Linked DNA regions of Homo sapiens: region 2 is linked to region 1. Evidence: read pairs that join two places in POLR2A ChIA-PET (ENCODE). Cell type or tissue: GM12878. All regions are shown on one strand. Region 1 has its middle 37 kb from the start of NOLC1. Region 2 overlaps GBF1 (golgi brefeldin A resistant guanine nucleotide exchange factor 1).

What was found. ChIA-PET counts read pairs that join two places held together with the same protein. Peaks named below come from ENCODE experiments on the same cell type or tissue, not always from the same donor. Only the 100,000 strongest peaks of a DNase experiment are listed, where the experiment ranks them.
Region 2: POLR2A ChIA-PET joins it to region 1 with 5 read pairs; 5 of 35 experiments call an interaction of 5 or more read pairs at or near these places.

The regions. Positions count from the first base shown.
Region 1 is chr10:102,186,549-102,191,548 of GRCh38, forward strand. No RefSeq gene overlaps it. Among named protein-coding and RNA genes, the nearest start is that of NOLC1, 37 kb to the left of the region's middle. In GM12878, no CTCF peak of the experiment used is centred here; a DNase peak (open chromatin) is centred at 2,993; H3K27ac peaks cover 1,022 bases.
Region 2 is chr10:102,308,962-102,313,961 of GRCh38, forward strand. All of the region lies in intron 3 of GBF1 (golgi brefeldin A resistant guanine nucleotide exchange factor 1), which reads left to right. Among named protein-coding and RNA genes, the nearest start is that of GBF1, 66 kb to the left of the region's middle. In GM12878, no CTCF peak of the experiment used is centred here; no DNase peak of the experiment used is centred here.

The DNA of each region.
Region 1 (5,000 bases):
TTTTCCTGGCCTGTGACAATGATAAATATATACCTGAGGGCATATACCCCAGACAATGTAGCCACTTCACCAGGTTCAAGTTATTCTCCTGCCTCAGCCTCCCCAGTAGCTGGACTACAGGCATGCACCATGCCCATCTATTGACCAATATCAGCTGGAAGTGAGTTTCAGTTTCTCTCTGGCCCCACCATGGTCAGCCCCAACCATCCTCCTGATTGCCTTGGAAGAATAGCCTTCGAAATTGGACATCTGCATCCAGATAGGTGAGTATCCTTTGTGGGCCCAGACAGCAGGATTTGCTCCTCTCAATTTGGGAAATTTTTAAAAGAATTTTCATTTGCAGGTTGAACAAGCCCAACTGACTGAGGGAGGGAAACACCCTGACTGTTTTTATGTGGACACTCTTGGGGGCTAGTTTATAATTGTATGTTGTGTCTGGGCAAGTGAGTGCCTCGTGTGTGTACCAGACAGCGGGATCAGTTCCTCTCAATTTGGGAAATTTCCTAAGGAATTTTTGTTTGCATTTGATCAAGCCCAACCAATGAAGAGAGGAAGCACCCTGACTGTTTGAGTTTGGACACTCTTGGGGCTTGTTTTTTGCTGCAGCAGTTGGATTGTGTTTTGGTGATCATTTGTGTGTGTTTTATATAGTCATGAGAAGTTAGAATTCGGTAAACTGATATTCATTTGCAATACTGTTGGCCCCAGTGTTGTTTGGAATCTGGCGTTTGCTGTTTGGAATCTGGAGTTTGCTGCTGAATGGGAAAGTGGGATGGAGTTGTGTGTATCCAGGCTTTTGTGCTGCTGTTCTAAGCAAGGTTGGGCCTGGCAGGTATGTGATGTTCTCCTTTGTTGCTGTTTGACCCCAATGTTCTTTGGAGTCTGAGGAGGTTTGGCCTTTAAAAATCAAACTGCCATGGAAACTACTATACCCAAAATTTTGATTCACAGCCTTCACTGAATTACCTACTGGGACAAAGTGTAACCATGTAAAACCAGTAAGCTTGTATTGCTATCTCATAGCTATAGTTCCAAGGTAAAAGCTATTGGATCTTTGTTTATGTGTGTATATTCATGTTTAGATGTGTTTATTTGTATGTACCCTTATTGGTATATGTTGTGTCTACCAAATTGGCTTATAAGTAAAACAGCACTCATAAATTAAATAAGTCAAAGCAATTTTCAAGTTCGTGTGAGTTAAGTAAATTTTTTCGAAACCAGCTGGCTGTAAAATTATTGGTAAAATGAAAATAAAAATGTCTTCAAAATTGTGAGCATACATTTTTGTCTGGATTTTATATTTGTCTCTGGTAGATATTTTGAGGTTTCAGGGTTTGGCATAGAAGGTTATAAAATTATAAACCCAGCCAAAACAAATGATCTTCATGAAAATTTTTTGAAAAGTAGTATTACGGGATCACTGGATGTCAATTTTTCTGGCCAGAAACCTCTGTGGCCAGTGGTGCTTTGCCTGAGTTCTTGTCCTGCGTTCAGGAAGAATGAGGTACTCAGGCAAGTGAACCAGACAAAGAGGAGCTTTATTTAGTATTAGAGCAGCTCAGGGGAGACGCACAGTGGGTAGCTCCTTTCTGTTACTCGTTGTCCCAACGTCTGCTGCTCTCAGCAGAGAGGAGGCCCTGGAGAGGACAGCTCCTGTCTGCTACTGGTCATCTTGACGTATGCTGCCCTCAGCAGAGAGGAGGCCCTGGAGAGGATGGCTCCTCTCTGAAGCTGGTCCACGCAATGTCTCTTCTGGTCTCTGAAGCTCTTAGCAGAGAGGGTAGCTCCTTTCTGCCAGCTGGCCATCCCATTGTCTCTAGCTATCAGCAGGGGGAATAGCTCCTCTCTGCATTTGGTCCTCTTGTTGTCTCCCCAACCTCTGCCCTGCTGTGGCTGAGCCCAGGGCTTTTATGTGGCTCGGGGAAGGGAGTGTGTGCTGACTGGTCCACAGGAAAAAGCACCATGAGTTCCTCCTCCAATCAGCAGGAATGGCAGCCTGGCCCCCACACTTCAGGCCTGTCCTGGCATGAAGGTGGGGCTTCACTGGGGACTTGCCCCCTTCCACCCAGGAGCCTGTCTGCCTTCCACAGCCATCCATAGTGCCCAGGCTGCTGGCACCAAGGGGCACCTGCAGGCCAGCACCAGTCACTCTCAGCCCCTCTCAACTTCCCTTCCTGCACTCCTCAGTGCCCAAAGTCCAGAGGGGGGCAGGGCAGCAGGGGACTGGCGTGTCAGCACTGCCCTGAGCTTGCACACACCTGGCAGCACTGTGACAGCCCCTGGACTTGGCCCCAAGCCTGGTCCAAGATCAGAGTGGGCACCGGGAGCAGGGAAAGGCCAAGCAGCAAGAGCAGGGAGAGGCCAAGCAGCAGGAGCAGGCAACTCTGAGCCTACAAGGGCAAGGAGGGGGCCTTTTCAGGCCCCCCAAGAGTGCAGGGATGCCTGGGTCTGCAGCCCCAATTTGGGCGGCTGCAGCACCCCACAGCGGGGTGGGGTTCCTGCCTGCTCTGTGGAACTGGAGGCCTGTATCTGGAGCTGTGGACCAAGTTGCTGCAGCTGCACCCAGGAAGGGATGGATCCTGCCTGCTCCTGGCCCCAACAAGAGCACAGGGAGGCTCAGATCTGCAGCGAACACCTGTAGTCCCAGGTACTCAGGAGACTGAGGCAGGAGAATTGCTTGAACCTAGGAGGCAGAGATTGCAGTGAGCTGAGATTGTGTTACTGTGCTCTAGGCCAGGGAACAAAGCAAGACTCTGTCTCAAAAAAAAAAAAAAGACTTTTGTCAACCACAATCGATGTTTTGCTTTGATTCTTCTCAAAAAGTGACTTACAATCAGCTACAGTCCAGGGCTTGCTTCTTTGGAGGAGTTCATTAAAAGGACTTTTGATTTGCAGGTTTCTGATAACTTTGGGGTTTGTGCCACTGAATTAGAGAGAAAACTTCCAGGACTGTAATTGAAAAGCTGGTGTGTTCATAAAGATTGCTAACTCAATATGAAACAGAGCAAGAGTTGATTGCATGAATTGAAACTGAAACTGAAATAGTTTTTATGGCTTTTTGTTTGAAATATTGCTGATTCTTTTGTTTGTTTGTTTGTTTGAGACGGAGTTTCCCTCTTGTTGCTCAGGCTGGAGTGCAGTGGCGGATCTTGGCTCACTGCAACCTCTGCCTCCCAGGTTCAAGTGATTCTCCTGCCTCAGCCTCCTGAGTAGCTGGCATTTCAGGCATGCATCACCATGCCCAGCTAATTTTGTATTTTTAGTAGAGACAGGGTTTCTCTATGTTGGTCAGGCTGGTCTCGAACTCCTGACCTCAGGTGGTCCACCCACCTCAGCCTCCCAAACTGCTGGGATTACAGGTGTGAGTGACCACGCCCAGCTATATTGCTGATTCTTTTTGTTTTTTCAGAGTCTGAATAATTTTTCCTTTTGAGCTGTTTATAGCCTTTAAGCATACTTTAAGTGTATTAAGTGGAGTATACTTTTTTTTTTTTTTTGAGATGGAGTCTCGCTCTGTTGCCCAGGCTGGAGTGCAATGGTGTGATCTTGACTCACTGCAACCTCCACCTCCTGGGTTCAAGCAATTATCCTGCCTCAGCCTACTGAGTAGCTGGGATTACAGGTGTGCACCACCACTCCCAGCTAATTTTTGTATTTTCAGTATAGATGGGATTTTGCCATGTTGGCCAGGCTGGTCTTGAACTCCTGACCTCAGCTGATCTGCTTGCCTTAGCCTCCCAAAGTGCTAGCCACTGCACCCAGCAAAAGTGCAGTGTACTTTTTAATTTTTTTGAGATGGAGTGTCACTCTGTTGCCCAGGCTAGAGTGCAGTGGCGTGATCTTGGCTCACTGCAACCTCCGCCTCCTGGACCCAAGTGATTCTCCTGCCCCAGCCTCCTGAGTAGCTGGGATTACAGGCGTGCGCCACCATGTCTGGCTAATTTTTGTATTTTTAGTGGAGACAGGGTTTCACCATGTTGGCCAGGCTGGTCTCAAACTCCTGACCTCAAGTGATCCACCAGCCTCAGCCTCCCAAAGTGCTGGGATTACAGACGTGAGCCATCGCACCCAGCTGAGTATACTTTTGTAAACAGAATTTGAGTCATATATCTCTCTCTGCCTAATTTCTCCAAAATTTGTAAACTATTTGTGAATATTCTTAATTCATGGCAATGTATATGTTTGCATATACTTAATAACAACATATTTTCAGCCAGGCGCGGTGGCTCACTCCTGTAATCCCAGCACTCTGGGAGGCCGAGGTGGGCGGATCACGAGGTCAGGAGGTCGAGACCATCCTGGCTAACACGGTGAAACCCCATCTCTACTAAAAACACAAAAAATTAGCTGGGCGTGGTGGTGGGCGTCTGTAGTCCCACCTACTCGCAAGGCTGAGGCAGGAGAATGACGTGAACCCAGGAGGCAGAGCTTGCAATGAGCCAAGATTGTGCCACTGCACTCCAGCCTGGGCAACAGAGCGAGTGTCCATCTCAAAAAAAAAAAAAAAAAAAAAAACCAACAACATATTTTCTTTTGTAACAGGGCACAATTGAAGGAACTGGTTTTATTATCATTATTATTATTATTATTATTATTATTTTGAGACAGAGCCTTGCTCTGTCACCCAGGCTGGAGTGCAGTGGCATGATCTTGGCTCACTGCAAGCTCCGCCTCCTGGGTTCACGCCATTCTCCTGCCTTAGCCTCCCGAATAGCTGGGACCACAGGTGCCCACCACCACGCCTGGCTAATTTTTTTTTTTTGTATTTTTAGGAGAGACAGGGTTTCACCATGTTAGCCAGGATGGTCTCGATCTCCTGACCTCATGATCCACCCACCTCGGCCTCCCAAAGTGCTGGGATTACAGGTGTGAGCCACCACACCTGGCCAGGAACTGGTTATTTTCTCAGGGCTTTGACTGAAATGGTCTTGTGAGATGTTCCAGCAAAGCTGATTTGGGAGAGTCTATATGGACAATGATTCTTGCTGCACTGTGTGTGG
Region 2 (5,000 bases), 120 kb after region 1:
TCAGTGGTTTAAGAAGTTAGAATAATGATTATCTTTGGAGGGATTGCAACTGGAAGAAGTCATGATTGGGATTTCTGGGTCCTAATAGTGCTCTGTGTCTTGATCTGAGTGCCGACTACATGAGTGGTTAGGTTTGCAAAATTCATTGAGTTATGCACTTAATGGTGTTGTCTTATTAGAGCTGATGGAGGAGAGAGGGCTTCAATTTGCACAACTGAGTAATCAGCTAGGCCCAGTCACTAGGTGAACAACTTACTGCTACCAATCAGCCTTAGAGCAGGAATCAAACTCATGTCTCAGAAAAGTTATTAATTACAGCTTGTCTTGGGACTTCCTTCAGAGTCACTCTTGAATAGCTGAAATAGTAAATGTTAAATCTGTGGATGCAAGTGTGTAAATTATTTTAGTCATCAGCTCTAATAAGATGGCCTTTGGGGAAATGAGTATAAGGTCACGAAAATGAAATGGCAAGAAGGAGGTCTACTATTTCTTCTGTAATACTGATTTTTACCCCATCAGGGTCAGTCCCCAGAGGTTGTAAATGTGAAGCTTGTTCTTTTTCTTTAGTAAGCTGAGTTTGTGGCTTTTTAAAGCTTTGCTTCACTGTTCTCATTTGTAAGTGAGATATTGCTTGTTCACCTCCCATAGCTGATGAGGAGATTCTTGTGCACTGTATTTGTTGAGATAAGGCTGGTTTGGGGTTTTGTTTTCATCTTTGTTTTTTAGTTAAATCATAACCTAGTTATGATTTTTGTGTGTCCTTGTTTATGGATCTGGAATTTAATTCATTATTAGTTGTAGAATGAAAGGTAAGATTTTGTTTTACTCTTCTCCTGAATTTTCTCCCCATTCTAGATCTGTTGGCATAAAATTTTAACCAGAAGCTAATTTAGTGATGCTGAGTTAGTCCTAGAAATTAGTTTCAATTCTAGTGTTAATATAGTCTGGGTTTCTAAGTTGTAGAAAAATCTCATTTTTTGGTTCTTGGTTTTCATTTGTATAATTTAGGGAAAATACAACCAACTGTATTTTAAACATATATAGTCCTCATCTTTTCTGTTGGGCTTGAAGAGTTGTACTGGGTATTATGGAACTGGAAAGAAGCCATGTGGATAGTTACGGTATTTAGGTGGATTTGTTGTTGGTAGAAGTGGTGAATTGGAAAAGTGATAGGGTACATATGTTTCGCCTTCAAGGCAAGTCTATTCTTACTGTTTGATGTCAGAGTAAAAAGTGTCAGTAGCTGAAAAAGACAAAAGAATCTTGACAGAGTGGGAAAAGTCGTGCCTCATGTTCTATTGATCAAAAGGAGGTTATATTTTCAAACTAGCTTCCTAAGATGAAATTGAAGCTGTACATGTGCCCTACTTATCCTTGTTTTTCCTGATTTTGGTTTTTCAGATTATTCCTATTAAACATGATATGCTGATTAGCACTGAATATTTTAGGTCTGCTACGCCTGTATTAGTTGAGATTCCTCTTAATTTGTGTTAGATCTCTGTTAGGTCATTTCTACTGCTGGCATTCCCTAGACTAGAGGCCTGCACGCACATTTGTATTCTAATGAGTATAAGCACTAGGTGTTTTTCTTGGCACTAAGAAAACCTTGCAGCATCATTAACCTAGGAGAGATTTGGGGTTTACACATTAACTATGGGAGGTTGATCAGTTTGTGGCCTATACACCAAGACTGTTCTTTATCACCCCCAAGCCACATTTGAGCAGGGATTGAGGAAGGGGTTGATTTTTCTGTTTATTAGAGGTGACATGAGCAGTGGGGCAGCGGCAAAGAGGCCATGTTGCTCTTGCTAAATATACATCCCTGACAGTTGGATAATAGGTTCCAGGAAGTTCAGTGGAAAATTAAAACAAAGCAACATTTATAGCTGATTGAACTTGAAAAGCCATTTTGGTGTTGAATGGCAAATATGTGGACTTCAGCATTCCTGGAGCCTGATGCATCCCGCTGGATGGCCCTGTTCCTGTGTACATGATGGCCTGGGGACTCAGCAGTGTGCAGGGTACTCTCCTTTAGAGGGTGCTTTGAGGAAAGAAGTTTGCTGCCACTTACAGAAGTCCCCTTCCCATACAGTGATATAACACAAGTACCCCATGTCCAGGGAGCATCTTTCCTCTGATGGCTTGAGGACTTATTTATTAAAAGGACAGGAATGTCTGGCAAGAAACAGAGGAGCTCTTAAGTACTGTAAATACTCCTAGTCACTCTGCATCAGGGCTGCAAGTTTAAGCAGATTGCTGTGGTGTATACACATGATTTTAGCATGATAACACTTCTGTTTAATGTCCTTAGTTGTTCTGGGGCCACCACTGGCGTGAGCCTTAAGAAAGGCTAACGCGGCTGTGAAGAAAGGGCTTTATAGTCTGTGTGTGGAGTGGTTAATTTTCTTAGAACTAAAAGAGAAGCTGCAGGGGATGGGAAGGGAAAATGAAGTCATGGTACAGGAAATATAGGTGAAGAGAGAATTGAGCCATTTGCAAGTATCAAGAAAAGTTGCTACACATTCCCATCTTTTTCTCCAGGATGATCTTACGCTATTGCTTCTATGTGTTTGTCTTTTGAGAAGCAAGGCCAGGGTGTCTGATGGGAACTTACGAACCTTGGTTTGCTAAGGGTGATGAGAAAACCTCTGTCATTTGACCCTGTCAGTCCCTTGGTGACTTCATCCAAACCAGCTTGGCTGTCAGGAAAATATGAATTGTGGCTATGGGCCTAATTTCTTCTGTTCCCACTCAAATGAACTGCCTTTGCTAGCTGTAGAATCAACTATTCCTATGCCCCATGAATTTCCCCAAAGTTGAACTACTCCAGTGGAACTGAGGGTTTATTGGTTCCCTACCATTTCAGGGCATTTCCCCAGCAAATAAGAGTCTTTCATCCCTTGTGTTTTAACTGAAAAACAGAGACCCAGCCATAACAATTCCCTCAGCTCCTCCTTTACTTAATGAAGAGCTTGAGTAGGCCCCACTTTTAAATATCTCTTCTATAAGTATGGTGCACTGTTCACAAACTTAGAAAATGTTAAATCTCGCCGGGCGTGGTAGCTCACGCCTGTAATCCCAGCACTTTGGGAGGTCAAGGCAGGAGGATCACCTGAGGTCAGGAGTTTGAGACCAGCCTGACCAGCATGGAGAAACCCTGTCTCTACTAAAAATACAAAATTAGCTGGGCGTGGTGGCGCATGCCTGTAATCCCATCTATTCAATGGAGGCCGAGGCGGGAGAATGGCTTGAACCTCGGGGGTGGAGGTTGCGGTGAGCTGAGATCTTACCATTGCACTCCAGCCTGGGCAACAAGAGCGTAACTCTGTCTCAGAAAAAAAAAAAAAAAGAAAGAAAATGTTAAATCTCTCTCTGCCCTACTCTGCTGTGGGGTTGAGGAACAATCCACTTAATGGGTCTCTTCTCTTTTGCTTAGCTGTAGCCACGGCAGCTCTATGTGTAGGTTGGTTGGCAAGCATTTATAAACTTTGGATAACCTGGCACCCAGCCCTTGGTTCACTTATTTTAATGCTACTAAAGTTTAGTTTTCAATTCAATAATCTTTGTTGGTAGGGCGTAACTATTCTAGTTAGCAATTCCATCCGTTGTAAGGGAATGCTGACAGCTGACCTGCTGTCGTCTATGCAGGTTAAAAGATCTTAGTTAAAAGATCTTAGTTGGAGTAAGCCTATACTTTTGGTGTTCCCAGACTATGAAACTGCTGCAGGTAGAAACAACTGTTTGTTTTGGTTTCTTCAGCAGATAGAGCTTTGCCCATGAGACACTGCTCCTGGTGTTTGCCTCGGGTACCTGTAAAGTCACTGAGGAAGAAACAGATCTTCCAGTGAATTGAGCTTAATTGTGGTCTGTTGCTTTCTCTGTCTGTGTCTCATACTGGCATCATGAGTTTCCTTTCTGAGTCAGTTAAATCTGAGCTGTGCCTTGTCCTGTGGAAATCTGAGGCTTGGCTAGGCTCATCTTGATGGTCTCCAAATGGTGAAATTGGGGCTAAGGTGTGTGGAAATGCACACCTTAGCCCTGTGTGCAGGGCTGTGGTGTCTTATAGATACAGTACTTTCTAGTGAGTGCTCACTTAGGCAGGGCCAAGAAAGTAGTTCTGAATGGGAACTCCAGAGGCCTAATCCAGATATAGCATATTATAGGTGCTAATGAAGAGGAATTGTGCTGCTGAGCAAAGGAAAGCTTTTGTGACTTGAAAGCACGTTCTGTGTATCATGGAGGCTGGGTTATTTTCCCAGCTTTAGGCGAGTGGCACTAACTACAAGTTTCATGTTCTTCTGAGTACACATGAGTCGGTACTGCAGTCAGTATACTTCTTTTCCTGAAATAAGAAAGTGATTTACGAGGTGTGGGCCCTTACGTGAAAGAAAACAAAACCAGCCGCTCTGTGGGCCTGTAAAATTCCTGTGCCATCTCAGTGGTGTGGGTTACAGGAGGAGAAGATGGAGAGGGCTAGCTGGCCCTCCCTTGCTGGGGCTCAGCTGCCCCAAATACTTGTGATATTGCAGGTTATTTATGAGCTCGTCTGGACTGGGATTCACTGCCCCACACCCTGGTAGGTGAAGATTTGCAGGCAGAATGTAGAAGCCCTCATTAATCTTCCTGGTCTTGTTGAGGATTTCTTGTCGGCCTGAGCTCCTGTTGGAGAATGAACTGGCTTTTCCACTGAACTACAATGGCTCAGATTAATATTAATCCCCTTAATGCTGCAGTTCATGATATAGTCATTAGGTGACTTGGAACTAATCCTGTCCACCTAACTAGTGTGATTTATTAAATACACATGGAGATCGAGTCTGAATACAGCTAGGCAGAATCAGCAGCAAATAAATACCTCTGTGTATCTGTATTAATGCTGGTTGATTGGGACACAATTGCAGGCTGGGCTAGGGAGAAACAAGGGCCAAAAGGAGGCTGAGCTCTCTTAATCAACAGTATTTTCCCACCTCTACCCTTTAATTTAGATGGCAGAAACTATT